Linked DNA regions of Homo sapiens: region 2 is linked to region 1. Evidence: read pairs that join two places in POLR2A ChIA-PET (ENCODE). Cell type or tissue: Panc1. All regions are shown on one strand. Links, peaks and the distances in the headings refer to the core of each region. The heading gives the core; the rest is flanking DNA.

The links. ChIA-PET counts read pairs that join two places held together with the same protein. Peaks named below come from ENCODE experiments on the same cell type or tissue, not always from the same donor. Only the 100,000 strongest peaks of a DNase experiment are listed, where the experiment ranks them.
Region 2: POLR2A ChIA-PET joins it to region 1 with 5 read pairs; 2 of 35 experiments call an interaction of 5 or more read pairs at or near these places.

What each region holds. Positions count from the first base shown.
Region 1 is chr19:38,162,060-38,173,561 of GRCh38, reverse strand. SIPA1L3 (signal induced proliferation associated 1 like 3) reads right to left here. Exons shown (of 22, transcript NM_015073.3): 14 at 11,191-11,309; 15 at 8,656-9,083. SNORD152 (small nucleolar RNA, C/D box 152) reads right to left here and starts at 10,466; the gene lies at 10,413-10,466. RefSeq lists an enhancer at 2,561-3,122 and a silencer at 7,062-7,264. In Panc1, for the core only: no CTCF peak of the experiment used is centred there; no DNase peak of the experiment used is centred there.
Region 2 is chr19:38,068,190-38,079,691 of GRCh38, reverse strand. The region is part of intron 2 of SIPA1L3 (signal induced proliferation associated 1 like 3); the gene reads right to left. Among named protein-coding and RNA genes, the nearest start is that of SNORD152, 89 kb to the left of the region's middle. RefSeq lists enhancers at 4,758-5,257, 8,206-8,705, 8,706-9,207. In Panc1, for the core only: no CTCF peak of the experiment used is centred there; no DNase peak of the experiment used is centred there; H3K27ac peaks cover 1,134 bases.

The sequences.
Region 1 (11,502 bases), core at 3,653-8,652:
TGTGGAGCCGAGAGCCTATGACTGCTCCTAACAGCTCTGACAAATTGCTCTGGAAGCCCAGAAAGCTCTGGAGTGCGTGCTGCCTCAGGAGAGGGCGAGGGCCAGGTGGCTGCCCGCCCAGGATCACTCAGCCCACTGCGGTGCCCATGGCAGGCACTGGCGCCTGGCAGCATGCCTGGCAGCTGGGCTCCCATGACGAATGTCTGGAGGGAGCATCTGTGAGGTCATCGATGGGCACAAGCTGCTACAGGCTGCACCTGCTTCCACGGCAAGGGCCGCAGCCCGGGGAAGGGAGGGTAGGGGGCTCCCCGCTTGGGCGTGTCAGGACCCATCCCTCTCCTGGCAGCCTTTGAATGCTGACCACCATCCTCCCCCTGCCCAAGATAGTCCGTCCTCTCCAGAGTAGCCCACAGTGATCTTTTCTATTTTTTCATTTTTACATTTTATTATTATCATTTTTTGAGATAAGGTCTTACTTTGTCACCCAGGCTGAGTGCAGTGATGTGATCTCGGCTCACTGCAGCCTCCACTTCCCGGGGTCAAGCAATCCTCCAACCTCAGCCTCCCAAGTAGCTGGGACAACATGCGTGTGCCACCACACCCAGCTAATTTTTTGTAGACATGGGGTTTTGCCATGTTGCTCAGGCTGGTCTTGAACTCCTGGGCTCAAGTGATCCACCTGCCTTAGCCTCCCAAAGTGCTGGGATTACAGGTGTGAGCCACTACGTCCAGCCCACAGTAATCTTTTTAAAAACATTAAGTCAGATGATGTGCTCAAATGCCTCCCATGGCTCCCATGTCCCTTGGAACCAAATCCCAGCATCTGACTTTGGTCAATATGCCCGCTAGAACCAGGCTCCTGCCACCTCACTATGCTGACCTCCTGCCACTCTCCCCCCATCCCACCTGCTTCAGCCCCTCTGGCCACCTGACCATTTCTGGAGCATTGAGAGTAAGTTCACCCTCAGGGTCTAGTCATCTACTGTTTCCACTGCCTGGATCTCACCCTGGCTTCCTACAACGCATCACCTCCTGAGAAGCCTTCCCAGAGACCCGCTGTTTTTGCCTTTCCTCCCCAGCACTTATCACCTCCTGGCACACTCCACGGTGGTTCGGCTGTCTGTCTGTCTTGTCCTGTCTCCAGGAGAATGACAGCTCCATAAGGGAAGGATGCTGCGACACCTGGCACAGAGTAGGGGCTGCAAAGGTCAGTGACTGGAAGAATCAGTCCCCGCTGGCTGCCCCACTCTGCCTCCTCTTCTCACAAGCACCTCAGGTGCTCCCAGGCCACGGCAGCCTCCAGACACGTGGCAGCCACCCTGGACTCTCACATGGCTTGCTGGCTCTGCCCTGGGCCTGCATCTCCCTCCCAGCTTACTTCCTGGCAATGCCGCCTGCTGCCACATCCACAGTTGCTTTGTCCTCCAGCTCAGGCCCACGTCCTCCCATGCAGATCCAAGCCTCAGCCCCCTCAGAGACTTTGCCTCCTGTCTCGCTGCCAGCACCATATTTTGGAACACAAATCCACCCGCATTACCCTGGCTGCTCTTAAGATGAGATCCAAACTCCATAATGGAGCTGGTAGGGCCCTGAATGTTCTGGCCACTGCTGATTTCCCCAACCTCCCATTGGCTGCCCTACCTGCCTACCTACCTACCTACCTCCAGGGCCTTGCTCTGTCACCCAGGATGGAGTGATTGATTGATCAACAGGGTGTCAATCAGTTACCCAGGATGGAGTGCAGTGGTGCAATCACAGCACACTGCTGTCTCGAACTTCCAGGCTCAAGTGATCCTCTCACCTCAGCCTCTTGAGTAGCTGGGACTGCAGGAGCCTACTGCCATACCCAGCTAATTTAAAAAAATTTTTGGCCAGGCATGGTGGCTCATGCCTGTAATCTCAGCACTTTGGGAGGCCAAGGTGGGTGGGTCACCCGAGGTCAGGAGTTCGAGACCAGCCTGGCCAACATGGTGAAACCCTGTCTCTACTATAAATACAAAAATTAGCCGGGCGTGGTGGCAGGTGCCTGTAATCCCAGCTACTCGGGAGGCTGAGGCAGGAGAATCGCTTGAACCTGGGAGGCAGAGGTTGCAGTGAGCTGAGACTGTGCCATTGCACTGCAGCCTGGGCAACAAGAGCGAAACTCCATCTCAAAAAAAAAAAAAAAAAAAAAAAAGTTTTGGTAGGGGGATAGAGATGGGTCTATGTTGCCCAGGCTGGTCTCAAACTCCTGGCCTCAAGTGATGCTCCTGCCTTGGCCTCCCAAAGTGCTGGGATTACAGGCATGAGCCACTGTGCCCAGCCACAATTTCTATACTTGAGCCCAAGGGCCTGTGTTCAGTGGCCTGACGATACCACCCTCCTCCCTACCACAGGGACTTTGCACACGCAACTCTAATTCATAGACATACTTTCTCCACGCCTCATCTTTCCCTTCTGTTTTTTTGTTAATGGTAAATAGTCATATATACATTCTTCTGAATGAGAAATTCAACAGACTTAAAAAAAAACATATGTGTGTATATATACATAGTTGTATATATACATACTGAGGTTCACAACATATATTGAGGCCCAGAAAGTGTGTGTGTCTATATATATGTTGCATATATACACACAATTTCAAAAACAGAGCAAATACCTGTATAACTGCATCCCAGATGAATGTCTCTCCAGCCCCACTGAACCCCTCTCCTCCTTCACCCGCTCCCTCCTCCCTGTCCCCCTCATCCTTGGCAGATGTGACCCTCGTTCAGGAACATTATCGCTGGCCCTAGGCTAGATTAGACACCTCCTCCAGCTCTGCATCCCATCCACCCTCAGACCCCACCCGTCTCTGCAGGCTGTCCCCTGGCACAATTCATTCATGACTTTTGGCATTATTCACTAGCTGTTTCCCATGGGCCTCCGTCCGTACCAGGACGGTGGGGATCTGGTCTGCCTGTTCCAGCTCCCTGCAGAGGCCCCGGTGCACAGCAGGCGCTCGCTGTGTGAATAAATACCAAGTTCTATGCCACAGAGTGCTGTGGAGGTAGACATAGGGCAGTCAATGAGTGCTCATGCTGGGCCTGTTCAAAGGTGCCTGCCTTCCAGGAGCAGAGGCTGGGGAGCAGGCTGTCACTCCAGCCCAGGGGCACGTTCTGACGACAGCACATGAGGGGGGCTGCTGGGCTGCCCGGTGCACAGTGCAGTGTGGCCGCCATGGGAGGCAGAGGCACGTGTGGCCACTTGAACCAAGGTCTGGCCCCAAGCAGGTGGCTCTGTGACCATCCAGGGAACTTGTGCCTACTGAAATGGGAAGACTGTGGGAGGCCAATGGAGTGAGGTGGGGTGAGATGGACAGTGGGAGTCCGTCTCATTCTCTGTCTGGACTGCTTTTCCCTCCTGACTTCCCTGGCTAGCTCAGACTCTTTCTCCAGGAAAGCCCCTCCCACAACTGGGCTGGCCCCTCTCACAACTGGGTTAGGGGGGCCCCCTTTGGGCTCTCACATCCCTGTACCCCTCCATCATGGCCCCAACCCCTCTGCCTGGCCCCCCTCCAGCCCACCCTGGCCCCTCTACCTGGGCCCCTCATCTTACCCTGGCCCCTCTACCTGGGCCCCTCATCTCACCCTGGCCCCTCTACCTGGGCCCCTCATCTTACCCTGACCCCTCTTCGCAGCTGCCTTGTATCCCAGCCCTGACCCCTTAGCCTGGGCCCCCCACCCTGACCCTGACCCCTCTGCCTGGGCCTCGCCCATCTTGACCTGACCCCTCTGGGCTGTCTCTGTCTGGGAATGCGTCAGTCAGGCAGGACTGGGGCTCCCCCAGTCACCGCTGTGTCCCCAGCACTGCCTGTAACAGGTCTTGGACCAGGGGGGATATTCTGATTTCGTGAATTTGAGGCAAGGCCTCATTTCTGTGTGTTTTTCAAATACACCCTCATACCCCATGATTCTGACAGGCAGTCTTCAAGTCAAAGCACTGTTCTAAGGGTACATTCAATCTTTACCACATCCCTATGATGTAGGTATGTGGTTTATCCCTAGTTTCACAGATGAGGAAACTGAGGCCCAGAGAGGTTCAGTTACTTGCCTGGGGGTACACAGCCAAGAAGTCGCTGAGGGAGGGATTGAATGCAGGTGGGCTGACACTAAAGGCCACACTCTTATCCACATGGATTTTTTTTTTTTTGAGACTGAGTCTCACTCTGTTGCCAAGGCTGAAGTGCAATGGCGTGATCTCGGCTCACTGCAACCTCTGCCTCCCAGACTCAAGCGATTCTCCCGCCTCAGCCTCCAGAATAGCTGGGACCACAGGCGTGCACCACCACGCCTGGCTAATTTTTGTATTTTCAGTAGAGATGGGGTTTCACCGTGTTGGTCAGGCTGGTCTCGAACTCCTGGCCTCAAGTGATCCACCTGCCTTGGCCTCCCAGAGTGTTGGGATTACAGGCGTGAGCCACTGCGCCGGGCCTGGATATGTTTTTTTAAATCAACTCATTTTATTTTCTCCTTAACTTGTCCAAGGTGGTATCTGTAAAATCAGGGGGTGAGTTGCAAACTCTTTTTCCTAATACTCATGAAAGCAAGCATATATCCATTTAAAATAAAACATTTTCCTCCCCGCACCACCCAAATCACCTCAAGCACCCCATTTTGGGAAATGCTGTGCCACACTCAAGCCTGGTTGCCTAGGAGAAAACTTCAGGAAGCAGCTTTAATGAGCAGATAAGAATGATTTGCAATTAGCATCAATTGTCTGTATGCAAATTAAAGCTCCCAACCGCAGGGCCCTCTTCTGCAGCGGGCTCCTCTCCCATTTCATTGCCTTCATTTCTGGGTTCAGCAGATCCTTTCCTTAGACACAGGGTTATTTCATACCCACCCTCCCATCTCAGCCACAGTCTACTCCAGGCCTGGCTGTCTTTATGTCTCGGATTTCAAATCCTCCCAGTTGTTCGGGTTCGCTAAGGTGGTGGTCCCATGCCTGGAATGGGGGCTACTGCAATCGAGACCTGAGGCCCCTGGTATAGACTCTCTTGGCTTCATGTCCCTCTTCGTGGCACAGGTTTTTGTTTTTTTTTCCACAGTGTTTTATTTTTATTTTTTATTTTTTTGAGACAGAGTTTCACTCCGTCACCCAGGCTGGAGTGCAATGTATTTTTGTTTTGTTTTGTTTTTGTTTTTGTTTTTTAAGATGGAGTCTCATTCTATTCCCCAGGCTGGAGTGTAGTGGTGCAGTCTTGGCTCACTGTACCCTCCACCTCCCAGGTTCAAGGGATTCTCCTGCCTCAGCCTCCCGAGTAGCTGGGATTACAGGCGCCCACCACCATGCCTGGCTAATTTTTGTATTTTTAGTAGAGACGGAGTTTCATCATGTGGGCCAGGCTGGTCTCGAACTCCTGACCTCAGGTGATCCGCCCACCTCGGCCTCCCAAAGTGCTGGGTTTATAGGCGTGAGCCACCGTGCCCGGCCTGGGAGCGCACACGTATTCATTTGTCTCAGTGATTATCTGATTCTCATCTGCTTCCCTCATTTGACAGTGGGCGGTGGGGAGGCCTCATCCAAATGTGCTCCTGATTTCTCTCAGCTCCCAGCACAGTGTCTGGGACCGAGCAAATCCCTAAGAAATACTTATGAATGGAGTGAATGAATAAATGAATGAAAGAGCCATTCAAAAGAGTCCACATGTTCAAAAGATTAAGAGGTACTCGTCACCAGGTGTGGTAGCTCATGCCTGTAATCCCAGCATTTTGAGAGGCCGAGATGGGAGCATCGCTTGAGCCCAGGAGTTCGAGACCAACCTTGGCAACACAGTGAGACCCCTTCTCTACTAACAAACTTAAAAAATTAGCTGGGCATGGGGGCACACACCTGTAGTCTCAGCTACTTAGGGGGCTGAGGTGGGAGGAACACTTGAGCTGAGGAGTTCGAGGCTATCGTGAGCTATGGTCGTACTACTGCACCCCAGCCTGGGCAATAGAGCAGGACCCTGTTTCTAAAAAACAAACAGCCACTTGTCTAGGGAGATGAACTGAGAGGTCTAAAACACTCAGACAGTGTCTCTCTCTGTCTGTCTCCTCTTTCCTCCTTCAGCCCTTCTCCTGGCTCTTTGACTCAAGGAGACCCTTGGATCACAGTGTGCCCGGGGAAGTGCTGACACTACAATCACTCAAACACAGTGGTTTTCAAATATCTGTCAGAGAACACTGTAAGCCATGAAATCATCTGAGTGGGGATTGATCAGCATTAAAAGTTTTTAAATAGAGTAGACTGGATCAAAGTATATCACACACAGGTTAAGAATTATTTTGGAAACCACTGCTTCACCTTTTTTTTTTTTTTTTTGAGATGGAATCTCGCTCTGTTGCCAGGCTGGAGTGCAGTGGCATGATCTTGGCTCACTGCAACCTCTGCCTCCCAGATTCAAGCGATTCTCCTGCCTCAGCCTCCCGAGTATCTGGGACTACAGGTGCCCACCACCACGCCCAGCTAATTTTTGTATTTTCAGTAGAGATGGGGTTTCACCATGTTGGCCAGGACGGTCTCGAGCTCTTGACCTTGTGATCCGCTTGCCTTGGCCTCCCAAAGTGCTGGGATTACAGGCGTGAGCCACTGCTCAAAGCCACCTTTTTTTTTTTTTAACATAGATATTTCTGTATAGATGGACACAATTCTACTGTGGACTGTGGTCAGAAGTCTGAGTTGGCTGCCTGAGTGTGGGTGTCCTGTGTGGAGAGAGGCTGGGGTTTGAGGACTGGAAAAGGCTTTAGGGCGCCACAGGAGAGGAAGATCCCTGCGCCAACCAGGTTCTGAGCCCTGATGGCTATCGGGGACTCAGGCTAGCCCACCCCAGGCATGGTCAGGAAGGGATGTGGGGCTGTGGACTCAGGGGCTGGCACTGGACACTACAGCACAGCAAGCCCTGCTGGGGTCACAGAACCCTAAGGGGGTCCAAGGATGAGGCTGAGCTCTGTGTCTGTGTAGAATACTCTTTCCATCTCTGTGCCCTTTTCTGGAAGGTGGCTCATTGCCTCCATCCGAACGTCAGTGTGTGTGGTCGGGACTCTAGGCTGCTGGCTCGCCAATTCCTGCTTTTCTTTTCTTTTCTTTTTTTTTTTTTTGAGACAGAGTCTTGCTCTGTCGCCTGGGTGGAGTGCAGTGGCACGATCTCGGCTCACTGCAACCTCTGCCTCCTGGGTTCAAGCGATTCTCCTGCCTCAGCCTCCCAAGTAGCTGGGACTACAGGCGCCCACTACCATGCCTGGCTAATTTTTTTTTGTATTTAAGTAGAGACGGGGTTTCACCATGTTGGCCAGGACAGTCTGGATCTCCTGACCTCATGATCCACCCGCCTTGGCCTCCCAAAGTGCTGGGATTACAGGTATGAGCCACCGTTTCCAGCCAATGCCTACTCTTTCTCTCTTACTCCCGTCTGCCTCTCTACCAGTGGCTCTCAAAGTGTGGTCCTGGGACCAGCAGCATCAGCATTTACTGAGAACTTAATGCATATTCTCAGCCGGGCATGGTGGCTCACACCTGTGATCCCAGCAATTTGGGAGGCTGAGGTGGGAGGATCCCTTTAGGTCAGGAGTTTGAGACCAGCCTGGCCGACATGGTGAAACCCTGTCTCTACTAAAAATACAAAAATTAGTTGGGCATGGTGGTGGGCACCTGTAATCTCAGCTACTCGGGAGGCCGAGGCAGGAGAATCACTTGAACCTGGGAGGTAGAGGGTGCAGTGAGCCTGAGACCGCACCACTGCACTCCGGCCTGGTGAATAGAACGAAACTCCGTCTAAAAAACAAACAAAAAAACACCAATGCACGTTCTCAGGTCTCCCGCTCCGACCTATTGAATCAGAAACTCTGGGTGGGGGCCAGCAGCTGGGCTGAACAAGCCTTTGAGGGCTTCTGTGGGGACCATCGCCGTATACGGTAGAGCCTGGAAGACCAAACTACAACTTTCCAGACCTCCTTGTAGCTGGGATGGCCCCGTGATGCCAGCTGCTGAAAGGGGTTCTGGGAAAGTGTTTGCTTTCTCCATAGGAAGGGAAAGGTGCTCAGAGGCTTCCAACTTTCCCCTCTTCTCTGTCCCCAACTGCCACTCACCAGGCAGCACAGCTCCATCTCAAGGCAAGTGAGACATGAGCCAGCATGGTAAAGATGCCGAGCAGGGAGACACAGAGTGCCAATCCTTGAGGCTCTCCACAAGCCACAGCACTAGCCTGGCTCTGCCTTCTCTGGACTTCATGTTAGGGGACTGTTTGTTACACCTCTATTTGTTTAAGCCACAGAGGGTCAGGTTTCCTATTGCCTCCAGCCAAATACACTCTATCAGATACAGTCTGTGACCCTTTAGAAAGCATAAAAACTTTTGGTATCAGCAGAGAGCAAAGAAAAAAGAGACAGAGGGTCAGAGAGAACCAGAGACAGATGAAAACAGAGACAGAAGGCCAGGGGTTTCTTTCCCTCCACCTGGGGTCCCTGAATGCTGATGGATGGGCAATAAGGCAGAGATCCACGAGCTCCTCAATTCTGTCAGCAAACCAATGACTAGGCGCATTCATCCGTGAGTGTGTTTCTGGGGAGGAGAACCCCACCATCAGGACCGTAAAAGTAGAACTGGCGAAGTGGAAGGTGGTTAGAACCCAGACTAGGTGCAACAGCTTACCTGGGCTGCCTCGGTGGGTCTCGGCTGCCCCCCGCCAGTCCCGTGGGGGTGCTGGAGCCGGAGGAGTACAGCTTCGGTCGGTAGCCCTTGCTTTGGCCGGCAACTGCGGGGGCAGGGGAGACCTCCCGCCGCCTGTCTGCGTGGTGGGACCTCCCAGCGGCCTCGCGACCCCCGCCACAAAGGCCCATACTTCCAGGGGGCTTGTGTGGCTTGGCGGGCCGTGGAGCCTTGGCCAGGGACATGCAGCTAGGGCTGGAGGTGTAGAGGGTGGTGTCGATGCCGCTGTCACTAGAGCCACCCTTGGAGAGGGGGTCTTGCTCTGGCTCCAGGGGGTCCAGGGGGTCGAACCAGCGGTCGTCGCTGTGGCTGCTGGATGCGTTGCTGGAGAGGGTGTTGCTGCTGGAATGACTTGAGTATTGAGGTTCTCCCTGAGAGGCAAGAGAAGCGTGTCATTCCCAGACTCCAGGGCAGGGGCGCATCTTCCCTTGCCGGGTCCTCCCTCTGCCTGGGCCTGAACCCTGGGACCAGACAGCTTCAAATCCTGGCTTCTCATCTACTGGCCGTGTTACCTTGGGCAAGTGATTTACCTTCCCTCAGCCTCAGTTTCCACATCTGTAAAATGGAGGGTGATAGTAAGCCTGCCTCATGGGGCTGCTCAGAGGAACAAATGACATCAGGCACAGAACATGCTTCCCACATCTCAGACTCAGCGAATCTAAGACTGAGTTCGGCAGCGTCTTCCTCATCTCAATGACGCCGGCCATGCTTTCAGCTGCCCCTGCCAAGAGCCGTGGACTCACCTTGACCCCGCTTTTGCTCTCACTCATGTCCAGCCCACTAGCAAACCCTGCTGCCCGCGTCCTCAACACAGATCCGGGACCTGTCACTTCCTGCTCCACGGCTCCGCGTGGTCCTGTCCATGCCTGTCCTGTCCTCCCCCTGGGGCCAGTGCAGCAGCCTCCTCCCTGGTCTCTCTGCACCCTCATCCCCCTGTTTATTCCCCACACGCAGCCAGCAGAAGGCTGAGAACACCTGAGTTAGATGATGACCCCCACCTGTGGCTCCATCTTACTCCAGGCACAAGTGAGAGTTCCCAGCATGGCCCATGGGGCTTTGATGCTTGGGTCCCGGTCTCCAACTTCATCTCCCCTCCCTCCCGATCACGTTGCTGTGGCCATGGTGGCCCCCTTGCTATTCTCGGAACATACTGGGCACTCCCCGTCAGGGCCTCTGCGCCTGCTGCTCCCTCTGCCTGCAATACTCTTCCCTGAGAGATCTTCGTGGGCCTCCCCCTTCCTTCACTCAAGGTTTCCGCTCAAAGGTCACCCCCTCAAAGGCCCTCTCTGACCACATCATCCTTGAGCTGCAGTGCTTGTCACTCTCTCCCCTGGACTGTTTTTTTTTTTTTTTTTTTTTTGAGATAGAGTCTCACTCTGTCGCTCAGGCTGGAGTGCAGTGGTGCAATCTTGGCTTACTGCAGCCTCTGCCTCCTGGGTTCAAGCAATTCTTGTGCCTCAGCCTCCCAAGGAGCTGGGATTATAGGTTCCTGCCACCACGCCTGGCTAATTTTTGTATTTTTAGTAGAGACGGGGTTTTACTAGGTTGCCCAGGCTGGTCTCGAACTCCTGACTGCAGGTGATCCGTCCGCCTTGGCCTCCTAAAGCACTGGGATTATAGGCGTGAGCCACCGCGCCCAGCCCGCACTTTTTCTTATACAACAGATCTGTTTATCTGCTTACTGCTTGCTGCCCCAAATGGGAAGTCAGCTTCCTGAGGACAGGGCTGGTCTGTCCTCTTCATCATCATGGTCCCAATGCCTGGAGTGTTGTAAGCGCTTGTCAAACACCCACTGAACGAATGGATACAAAGAGATTGCCAAGAGCCCCTGCAAACCATCTCCTCCTCCTGGACACACAGGACTACATCCCCAGCCTTCCTGGGCCATGCAAGACTACATTTCCCAGCCTCCCTTGCAGCTAGGTGTGGCCACGTGATGGAATGGAAGCGATTCATGCCATTTCCAGGCCTGGGCTAAAAAACACCTCCCATGTGATCTTTTCTCCCACTCACCTCCACTGCTGGAAAGACGCAGGGACCCAGCAGAGGGCTTGGAACCTCTGAGGGACAGCAGAGCCACAAGAGGGAGGGAGCCTGGGCTCTGAATCACCACGTGAATGGCGGGTAGATGCTCACTGAATACCTGCACTGCGCTGTTACAGGAGAGGGAAATCCACTTCCACTGTATGAAGTCACTGAGATTCGGGGCTGTCTGTTACAGCAGCTGATTTACCATGACTGATGGAACAATGAGGAAACTGCGGCTCGAGGAGGTAAAGGGATTTGCCCTAGATGACCTGGCTGATGAGGGCTGGAGCCAGAATGTGAACCTGGTTGGTTCCAACTCAGACCAAGTATTCAACCCCTCTGCTGAGTGGAAGGTGGCAGAGGTTGAGGATGTGCTCAAGTGTGAAGCTCAGAGGCCACACCCAGGCAGGCCTGGCTCCCCCGGTAGGGCAGGGTGGGGCCCAGACTCACTTTGGAATGCCTGTTGGGGGAATCTTTGCCTGCTGCATCCTGCCTGGACGGGTGCTTGTTCCCGCTGCTTCCGGCTATGGCTGAGAGCCTGGCCTGGGCAGGCACATGCCACAAAGGCTCTGTAGGAAAACAGGAGACACACCAGTGGTTAGGAGTGACTCAGGCCAGGGCCTGAAGAATCTGGACCCTTTGCCAGACTGTCTGCTCACCCACGGCATGACCCCATCAATTTACACCTTGGAGTGCAACACTCAGTAACAGAGAATACATCTCAGCACATACTATGTGCCAGACACCGTTCTGAGGGCCTCA
Region 2 (11,502 bases), core at 3,768-8,767, 94 kb after region 1:
CCCAGCTACTCAGGGGGCTGAGGTAAAAGGATCACTCGAACCCGGGAGGTTGAGATTGCATGAGCCACGATCACACCACTGCACTCCAGCCTGGGCAACAAAGCGAGATCCTATCTCAAAAAAAAAAAAAAATCCCCAAAAACAAAAACAAACACAAAAACCTTCCCAAATCACCCTATAGAGACAGAGAAGCCCGGTCTTCTGGAAGCCTTTCTTAATTACCCACTCTACTTTCTTCCAATTTTTCTTAGCAGTTGTTCGTTCTGTCTACTGGCTAGGTCCACCACTCAAATGTTGGCTCCAGAATGGCAGGGATGTCTGTGTTGTTCACTGATGCATTCCCAGTGCCTAGAACAGTTGAGACGGAGTCTCGCTCTGTTGCCCAGGCTGGAGTACAGTGGCGCGATCTCGGCTCACTGCAAGCTCCGCCTCCTGGGTTCACGCCATTCTCCTGCCTCAGCCTCCTGAGTAGCTGGGACTACAGGTGCCTGCCACCATACCTGGCTAATTTTTTTGTATTTTTAGTAGAGACAGGGTTTCACCGTGTTAGCCAGGATGGTCTCGATCTCCTGACCTCATGATCCGCCTGCCTTGGCCTCCCAAAGTGCTGGGATTACAGGCGTGAGCCATCTAGAACGTCCAGGACGTTCGTTTAGTATTATACATATGAGTGAACAGATGGCCTCTGCCTAATTGGAGGTGTAAGTACCTCCTGATTTGCAGGCCCCTGGGGAAGGGAGTCTGTGCTTCTGTCCAGCATATAAAACACCCTGCGGGGTCACTTCCCTTTGTCTCCACCTTGAACTTCTAGAAGATGAAAATCCTGCTGGAGAGGAAGGGGAAAGTGGGTCGCCGTCTGTGATGGAAGCTGTTGACTGCCCAGCAGCCGTGCCCGCTCCCTCCTGCCAACGGAACTGATTTTGCTCAGGGCAGTGGAGTGCTGCTTTGGGCCACGCACTTGGTTCAAGGTGACCTCTAACTTTTCTTTCCCTGGGAATCTAGAGCTGGATGCAGCCGTTCTTGATCAATGGCTATTGGAGCTTCCTGTGTGAGAAAGTAGCAGGCCTCTTCTGCGTGTATGTGTCTGTGTGTGTGTGTCTGTGTGTGTGTGCGTGTCTCTGTGTATGTCTGTGTGCGTGTCTGTGTGTGTGCGTGTCTGTGTGCGTCTGTGTGTGTGTGCATGTCTGTGTGCCTGTGTGTGTGTGTGCATGTCTGTGTGCCTGTGTGTGTGTGTGTGTGTGTGTGTGTGTGTGCATGTATGCGCATGTGTAGGGGGGCTTTTCCTAATTTATGCCCAGTTATGGAGCGCACTGGCAGAGATCACAAGGGAAGCTCAAAGCAGATTCAAGGAGCAAATAGCAAGGGGAGCCTGAAGCCTCTGAAAAAGTGAGCACCAGAAGAGGGCAGGTGGAGAGTGGGGAGCAAGGGGGAGCCCCTCTTCCTGGTGCCCCACGAGAACACAAACGATCCTGAAGATGTTGCCGGGAGGCAGCACAGGGATGGGCTACAGAAGAGAGAGGAAGCTGGAAAGCCCTCAGGGTCGAGTTGCCTAAGGGAGACAGGAGAGAGGCCAAGAGGAGCCTGCACTGACCTGGATGGCAGGGCATCTTCTGACAATCAAGGCTTGCGGGAGTATGGATGTCAGATCATCTGATTTTCCAACAGAAATCAGAAATCTAGAGTTGCATGTAACATTTCCCAATTGGAAAAGCAAAAATATTGGCCAGGCGCAGTGGCTCATGCCTATAACCCCAGCACTTTGGGAGGCCGAGGTAAGTGGATTGCCTGAGGTCAGGAGTTCGAGACCAGCCTGGCTAACATGGTGAAACCCCGTCTCTACTAAAAATAGAAACGTTAGCTGGGTGCGGTGGCGCACACCTGTAGTCCCAGCTACGTGGGAGGCTGAGGCAGGAGGATTGCTTGAACCTGGGAGGTGGAGGATGCAGTGAGCCGAGATTGCTCCACTGCACTCCAGCCTAGGCAACAGAGTGAGACTCCATCTCAAAAAAAAAAAAAAAAAAAAAAAAAAAGAAAAAGAAAAAGAAAAAAGAAAAAACAACAGAAACAACAACAAACTATCATGCAGAGATGATCGGAAGAATTTTCAAAAAACTAATAGTGCTTGCCTCTGTGTGTCTATCCCCACCACTCCCAGGCCCTTCCTCTGCTCCATTTTTCTCCTTAGCACTTATGAACAGGCTTACTTCTTTTTCTTATTCATTTTTATTATTATTTTTTTTAGAGACAGGGTCTTTCTCTGTTGTCAAGGCTGGAGTGCAGTGGTACAATCATAGCTCACTATAGCCTCAAACTCCAGGGCTCAAGTGATCTTCCTGCCTCAGCCTTCTGAGTAGCTAGGACTACAGATGCACGTCACCATGCCCAGCTAATTTTTAAATTTTTGGTAGAGGTGGGGTCTTAGTATGTTGCCCAGGCTGGTATCAAACTCCTGGGCTCAAGTGATCTTCCCACCTCAGCCTCCCAATGTACTGGGATTACAGGTGTGAGGCACCGTACCCAGCCTCCTCAATGACTTTCTCACTGGCATCTGGGAACTCATCTGCTGCCTCTGGTTGGCAGAAGCTGCTTCTCCTGCCATCTTGACATTTTTTAAGCCATACTCTTTCTAAAATTATCAAACCATCCTTTGCTGGCATTAAATTCCCCAGCTTGAGATCCTCCTTCTTCCTTTTGCTTTAGGTTGCCATGTAATGACTTCACTTTTTCTCGAAGCAAATTACAATCTATAGGTATGCCTTATAGCAATCCTGTACCCACATAGAAGCTGCATTTGCAACACGAGATAAAAATATATTTTGTAAACAGTGCAAGGTTTTTGTGCCTGCTGGCATACAGGCAGTGACAGCTTCATGAATTTCCTTTTCATTTTTTACGATGGTCCTCACACTGGATTCATTTATCTGGAAATGGCGGGCAACTGCAGCTGCAGATCTCCATCGATGGCACATATCAAGCAATTGCATATTTTCTTGTAATGTTATGACTTTTCTCTGCTTCTTGGGACAACTTCCAGCATCACTAGTGGCACTTTGTACGGGTCCCCTGAGGTTATTCAGGGCTTACAGTATTGCACTAAACACGATGAAAACTAGGTGAGAACCTCTAGGGATCATTTTTTACTGCGATGTGCAATTTGCTGGAGAGACAAACTGCTCATGCGGAGATGATGAGTGTCACACGGTGTTTCAAATGGATACTCACAACACTTGAGCTCACCGCAGTAGCAACAGGAGGTGGTCGCGAAACTATGACGGTAGTGCAGTGTGTACTGCAGTTAATTTCATGCAGTTATGATTTAATTCTGCATGTTTATGTTTGTTTACATTTCTCTTGGCTTGGCAGTGTGTTTGTGTGTGTGTAAGTTTTGATAAATTTTAACTTTTTAGAATGCATTTGTGTATATTTTATGGTAGCAAATGATAAAATAGAAAAATAGACTAATGTACATATATTTTATGTATTCATGACATACCTAACATTTTATTTTTATTTATTTATGTATTTACTTATTTATTATTATTATTATTTTTTGAGACAGAGCCTTGCTCTGTCGCCTAGGCTGGAGTGCAGTGGTGCGATCTCAGCTCACTGCAATCTCCGCCTCCCAGGTTACGCCATTCTCCTGCCTCAGCCTCTGGAGTGGCTGAGACTACACGCGCCCGCCACCACGGCCAGCTAATATTTTTTGTATTTTCAGTAGAGACGGGGTTTCACCATGTTAGGATGGTCTTGATCTCCTGACCTTGTGATCCGCCTACCTCGGCTTCCCAAAGTGCTGGGGTTACAGGCGTGAGCCACCGTGCCCGGCCTTAACATTTTATTTTTTAAAAAATATTTTTAGGCTATGTGGTTCACCTGCAAGATCTTTTCTTTTCTGTTTTTTTTTTCTTTGAGACAGAGTGTTGCTCTGTCACCCAGGCTGGAGTACAGTGGCACAATCTCGGCTCACTGCAATCTCTGCTTCCCAGGATCAAGTGATTCTCCTGCCTCAGCCTCCTGAGTAGCTGGGATTACAGGTGCACACCACCATGCCTGGCCAATTTTTGTATTTTTAGTAGAGACAGGGTTTTACCATGTTGGCAAGCCTAGCTCAAACTCCTGGCCTCGAGGGATCCGCCAGCCTCGGCCTCCCAAAGTGCTGGGATTACAGGCGTGAACCACCGCACCCACCCCTGCAAGTTCTTTTCAAATAGTTGCAAATCTCTTTTTTTTTCTGAGACGGAGCATCACTCTGTCACCCAGGCTGGAGTGCAGTGGCGCCATCTCAGCTCACTGCAACCTCCGCCTCCCGGGTTCAAGCGATTCTCCTGCCTCAGCCTCCTGAGTAGCTGGGATTACAGGCATGTGCCACCACGCCCAGCTAATTTTGTGTCTTTTGTAGAGACGGGTTTTCTCCGTGTTGGGCAGGCTGGTCTCGAACTCCCAACCTCAGGTGATCTGCCTACCTCGGCCTCCCAAAGTGCTAGGATTATAGGCGTGAGCCACCACGCCCAGTAAATAGTTGCAAATTTCTAAAAAATTTTCCAATATATTTATTGAAAAAAATTCATGTATACATAGATCCACGCAGTTCCAACCCATGTTGTTCAAGGGTAAAATGCACTTCCTAAGAACATTAACAATAAAAACCTCAATGAAGCCGGGCACAGTGGCTCATGCCTGTAATACCCGTACTTTGGGAGGCTGAGGAGGGAGGACTGTTTGAGCCCAGGAGTTTGACACCAGCCTGGGCATTACAGTGAAACCCCATCTCTACAAAAAATTTTAAAACTTAGCCAGGCGTGGTGGCGTATGCCTGTAGTTCCAGCTATTTGGGAGGCCAAGGCTGCAGTGGGCTGTGATTGTGCCACTGCACTCCAGCCCAAGTGATAGAGCAAGACTCTATCTCAAAAATCAAACAACAACAACAACAAAACACCACATACACACACACAATGAGGGTAAACAAAATAAGTATGTGTGGGTCACACTTCAGCAGGGGTTGCTGGTTTGCCAGAGAAAAGTGCAATTATTTTATCTATGGTGTTTATTGTCTCCACTCTAAACTGTCAGTTACAGAATGGCAAGACTGTTTGCTTGAGAGCCTGAACCCTGCCCCACAGTCCGCTGTGCTGGGCACCAGATCCCAGGTCAAGCTGGGATGATGGCCCGCCTGAGGGCGCTGCCTGTCCTCAGCAGCCCAGCCTGTGTTGTGGCTCTGCCTTCAGAGTGCAGAGTGCGGAGGGAGGATTAGTCCTTTGAGGCCACACTTAAGGCTGGGTTGGGAAAACCAGTGGCCCAGATGCGACCCTGACTTGCTTATGCAAGCACCTCCCGACAGATGGGCTTTGCTGATGGCATTTGTTTCCAGCTCAGTCAGAAACCCTCAATCCATTCTGCTCCCTTCTGTGCACACACACAGATGTTCTTGCAGGCCTTCGTCTCTCTGAACAAATCCCTTCTCCTAGCAGCTGCAGTCGAGTCTTCCTGTGACATTCAGAGGCTGAGTGGCACCCGCAGCCTCTGGGACTCAGAGGGTGCACACTGGTCTCTTTCCAGCTGTCTTCTACCGAGCTCCTCCTCCCTAAAAGCACTTGGACCTTCCCGATGGGGAACCCCCGTGATGAGAGAAGCACAGCATAGGCAGGAACCAGACTGCCTCCTGGGCTCAATCCTCGTGTGTCATGGACGGGTTATGGAAATAGTGACTCAGTTTCAATCTGTAAAATGGGTATAATACCACCTGCTCTTACTACAGTTCTGTTGTGTATCTTTGGCAGAAGTGCTTCCCCTTTCCCCCCACAGAAGCACAGTTGGAGTGGGCACAGGACGTGGGCTTGGTCGGCCCAGGGTCCTCTCCTAGGACTCCGTGCGAGGTTTCTAAGAGCATGTGAGGCTGGAAAGTGTCCTTGCAGGGGCAGGCACAGTGGACCTGGCTTCTCCTGTGCAGTGACTTTTGCTGGGGACCCCTGGTTTCTTCCCTCCAGGGCTTCCTTGGCTCCCTCCCTGTTTTCTAAGATTGCTCCTCTGGCCTCGTGTTCATTCTGTACATCCTCAGTGAATTGTGATTCGGCCACAGACTGCCAAGCGTGGCTTCTGCTGCTGGCATCAGAGGACCCCGAGTGACACACGGTGCTGTGTGAAGGAGGGCAGCTGGGGAACTGTATATGGGGAAAACTAGGGCAGCCTGGGAGACAGCAGCAAAATGAGGAGTGAGTGGCAGTGGGAGACAGTCAGTTGGGATGTGTTTGGCTGCGAGTAACGGAAGACTATCCAACGGTGCTTTGCACGGTGAAGACATTTAGTCATCTCATGTCACCAGGAGGCCAGATATGGCGGCTCCAGGCCTGGTGGGAAAGCTGGAGAGCGATGTGAAGCATGTCCCCCCATTCCCTCTGCCTCCCTCCTGTGCTGCAGGATTGAGCAAGTCTTCTGGCTTGCTGCGTCACGGTCACAAGCTGGTGGCCACAGCCACACTTCCCACTGAATCATGGGCAAAGGGGAAAGATAGGAATGGTGAGGGCACCGGTCTGACCCTAATCAGGAAGGAGAATCTTTCCCAGAACATTCCCCTTGCTGCAATCCTTTCTTTTATGTCCCACTGGCTAGAATGTGGATACACGGCCACTCCGGTTGCAAGGGAAGCTGGGAGAGCCAGCATCTGTAGCCATCCTGATTGCCTCTGGGCCAGTGGGGACGCATCAGGGTCTGTTAGAAGAGCAGGCAACCAGTGATGTATCTGTGGGTGTAAATGCTCCCAGATTGCCCCTGCGACAAGCAAGCAAGCCCCACAGCCTTGGTGTCTTGGCTCCAAAAGGCCCAACTCTGTGAGGGCTGCAATGTCTGCCAGAAGCTCACAGGACACAGCATAGGGAAACACAAGAGCCCTCCAATGTGGACAGTTGTGGTTTACTTTCCCTGTCGCCAGGACTCCTTTTTCCAACAGTCCCGACTTCCCTTTGGGAGCCTCCCCTCTCCAATGGCCACCCAATGGGCTAGAGGTGGGGCTCCTTCCCCAGCTCTGGAGCAACCCATGTGGCCTGATCAGAACCAGTGAGACCGTGATGTCTTTACCAGGAGTGCTGGAGCTGAAGGCTGCGCTTTTCCCTTTAACCCTAAGTCTGAGAAGATGTGAGGGATGGAGTCGCTGCAGCTGTCTCGTAACCATGGGAGAAGAACTATCTGTGAAGGGGACTGGGAGTTAGAATCTGGGGCTGTAGTCATCATTTGAGTCTCTGCATCAAGTTGGACACAAAGTCAGCCCTATTCCATTTCCCACCACTGGACATTTTAGTTATAAAACAAAACAACAATGAAAACATACACAAAAGCCAGTATCTACGACAGCAACTACCATGAATAGAATCCTTCTATGGTCCAGGTCCTTTCCAGAGCACTTCACACCTGTCAATTGCTATGTGTTAACCCTTTCAACAACCCCATGAGGTGGGTATCATTATTACCTCCATTTTACAGATGAGGAAAGTGAGGAGCAGACAGAGGAAGTAACTCATAGCCACATGGCTATGAGTTGACACAGTGGGGACTCAACCCCAGCCCCTTCTTACCTCAAGTCAGACAGTCCTGAGTTCAAGCACCAGCCTTCCTTGCAATCACAGGCAGCGCCTGGACCTCTGTGATTCTCATTTAAACGTGTGTCGCCAATGCGGAAAACATCTCCAGCTCCCACTGCTCTTCTGAGTTCCAAACCCCCCTACCCACCTGATTACTTGACATCACCACTTACACATCTCACATGCACTGCAACTGAACATTCCCAACCTGAACTCTTGATCACTCCCCATCCACAAAATGTGTTCCTTCTTGGGACAGGCGGGATGAGCTAAGCTATGCTGCAGTAACAAATGACCCCAGATGCTCAGGGGCTTTCACAACTGAGGCTTGGTTCTTGCTCACATTTCCTGTCCATCACAGGCTGGCTGAGAGCCCTGCTCATGCCAACTTCACTCCCAGCAGACAAAGCAGCCCTTACCTGGGACCCTGCTGATCACAAAGGAAGGAGACAGGGTTGAACCACGCACTCCAGCCTGGTTGCACAGTGAGACCCTGTCTCTAAAAAAATTCTTTTCTAAATAAATATCTGATTGGGCACAGTGGCTCATGCCTGTAATCCCAGCACTTTGGGAGGCCGAGGTGGGCGAATCAACTGAGGTCAGAGGTTCGAGATCAGCCTGGCCAACAAGGTAAAACCCCGTGTCCACTAAAAATATGAAAAAATTAGCGAGGCATGGTGGTGCATGCCTGTGGTCCCAGCTACTTGGGAGGCTGAGGCAACAGAATTGCTTGAACCTGGGAGAGGGAGGTGGCAGTGAGCCGAGATCACGCCACTGTACTCCCGCCTGGGCAATAAAGTGAGACTCTGTCACTACATAGATAGGTAGGCAGGTAGGTAGGGTAGGCAGGCAGATAGATAGATAGATAGATAGATAGATAGATAGATAGATAGATAGATAGATAGATAGATAGATAAAACAACATAACTATTAAATGACTGGATGGATGACAACCTCACTCAGGACCAGGGAGCACTGGCTCAGTTGGGGTCTGTGACCCAAGGCAAGCAGGGCCTGCTTGGTGCCCGAGTGTGCCCTTCCCTGGGAAGCAGCACGCCCAAGAAGCTGAAAGCAATGCTTGGAGATAGCTTGTAGGGGTGGGATGGGCTGTCCTTTCACAGGCCTTTGCTTAGAGGTAGAGGGACCCCCTGGGTGTTCAGGGCTGCCCTGATGTGCTCCAAGCATCTCCCTTTCAGGGAAACATGATCTAGTCACGGCCATGGAGGCTAAGTGGGGCTCAAGCACTCTGGAGGGCTCAGGGATGTGGCATCAAGTCCGAGGGTTCCTCTCTAAGGCCCAGGTGGAATGAGGACTCCTCCAGGCATGCATCCAGTGACTCAGCAGTTTCTGGGCACGTACAAGTCATTTGTTTATCCAGGAAGAACTAGTTAGTCCTTAAAATGCATCCATTCATCCATTCACTCACACAACAAACACCTACCATGTTCTTATAAATCCCTCAAAAAAGTTCTTCCAGCCAACAAAGCCCTAAAAACATATTCATTTATTCACCATTTCCCAGTCATGTATAACTCATTCATTCATTCTACAAGCACCAAACACTCGAAATCCATTCATTTACTCAATCTATTTCTACTACACGCCACTGCTGTGGGTGCTAAAGAAAATCTCTGAGCAGGACAGACTGTGCCCCTGCTCTCATGAATGGACCTCCAGTAGAGAAACGCCAGAGAAATAAAATAGAATTTCCAAGGGTGGCCAGCATTGTAAAGGTCATAAAATGGCTGGGTGCAGTGGCTCATGTGTGTAATCACAGCACTATGGGAGGCTGAGGTGGGAGGATCGCTTGAGCCCAGGAGGTCAAGGCTGCAGTGAGCTGTGATCACGCCACTGCACTCCAGCCTGGGTGACAGAGCAAGACCCTGTCTCAAAAATAGATAGATAGATAGATAGATAGATAGATAGGACTGAAGATCACTATAGTTGGGAGGGGGTCAGGAAGACTCCTTGAAGGGTGGTGTCTAAACCAGGATCTGCAAGAAGAGAGGGTACCTGCCGTGGATGAGCAGGGAAGCTGGGAACAGCCAGTATCCAAGGCCAGATGGGGATGCTCGGGGGACTGGTCTTCCTGCCAGCATACAATAGAGGTACAGAGGAGCTTTATAAAAATATAGGTGTCTGGGCCAGGCATGGTAGCTCGTGCCTGTAATCCCAGCACTTTGGGAGGCCAAGGCAGGCAGATCACTTGAGGTCAGGAGTTCAAGACCAGCCTGGCCAACATGGTAAAACCCCATCTCTACTAAAAATACAAAAAAAAAAAAAAAATTAACCAGGTATAGTGGCGCGTGCCTGTGGTCCCAGCTACTTGGGAGGCTGAGGCAGGAGAATCGCTTGAACCCAGGAGGTGGAGGTTGCAGTAAGCCGAGATCGCACCACTGCACTCCAGCCTGGGAGACAGAGCAAGACTCTGTCTCACAAAAATAAAAAATAAAAAAAAATATATAGGTATCTGTCCACACCCCACTCCCAGAGATTCTGAATTAGCTGGTTGGGGTGGGGCGCAGGCCTGAGTGCCTCTTAAAAGCTCGGCAGCTGATTCTACTGTGCAGTCTTAGGTGAGGACAGAAGGAACAGAGAGAGCAGAGAGAAGAGGGTCTGCCTCCGAGCTCGGAGAGGCTGTACATCCAAGTGGGCAGGTGGGTGATGGGAGCCAGGACATGAGATACAGCAGGCCCAGCAGGGAGGCTGGAGCGCAGGTGTGGTTGGGGAGGACCAACTGTCAACAGGAGTGGACGCTGCTCAAAGAGTCACGTATGGTGGCAGTTATAGGTATGAAGGGCACTGGTGACCTTTGCAGGAGTTATTTCAGGGGTTCACTGATTCAGAGCGCCTTGTCCTCGCCTCCCTCCGATTGTCCCCCCATGCTGTCTGTCCCACTAAAGCCAGGCAGAATTCCCCCTTTCCTCCCTCTGCTGAGCTCCCGGGGATGTACATGCACCCTTGATATGGGACTTAGCCCACTGGATTTTTAAGCCTCTGAGCATCTTCTGTCTTCCCCAGACTGTGAACAGATGCATGTCTGGGGTGGACTGGGATCTAACATATTTGTTCTCACATGTGGGCGGGGCAGTGGAGAGGGATAATACGGTGATGACGGTATTAAACATAAGGTCAACACTGATGAGCTCTCCTGATGCGCCAGATTCAGGGCTACACACTGGCGTGTGTTAACTGGTGTGTTCTAACAACTGTATCAAGTAGGGGCTTCTTTTCCTTTTTAAATAAATTTCTCTTCTCTTTTTTGAGACAGGGTCTTTGCCACCCAGGCTGGAGTGTGGTGGTACAATCATAGCTCACTGCAGCCCTTAAATTCCTGGGCACAAGCAATCTTCCCACCTCAGCCTCTTGAGTAGCTGGGACTACAGCTGTGTGCCACCACAACCGGCTAATTTTTTACTTAAAAATTTTTTTTTGTAGAGATGAGGTCTCACAAAACCTCAAACTCCTGGCCTCAAGTGATCCTCCTGCCTTGGCCTCCCAAAATGCTGGGGTTACAGGTGCAAACCACCATGCCCTGCCAAGTAGGGACTTCCATCATGACCATCTTACAGATGAGGCAAAGGTTACGAGGGGCAGGTGGGATTCAAACCTCAACAGTCTGCCTGCCACCCCTTTGCCCTGTGCTCCAAATAAGATGAAATCGTTCAAATGAGTGTGCTGTGGGAATACGTGAATGACGCTGACTGTCTTTAAAATCCATTCATAAGGACAAAATTCCAGCAAGTCAGCAACAGCTCAGCAGATTGCACGTTAAGAATCTGATTTTTCGGCCGGGCGTGGTGGCTCACGCCTGTAATCCCAGCACTTTGGGAGGCCGAGGCGGGCAGATCACGAGGTCAGGAGATCGAGACCATCCTGGCTAACACGGTGAAACCCCGTCTCTACTAAAAAATATGAAGAAAAAAAA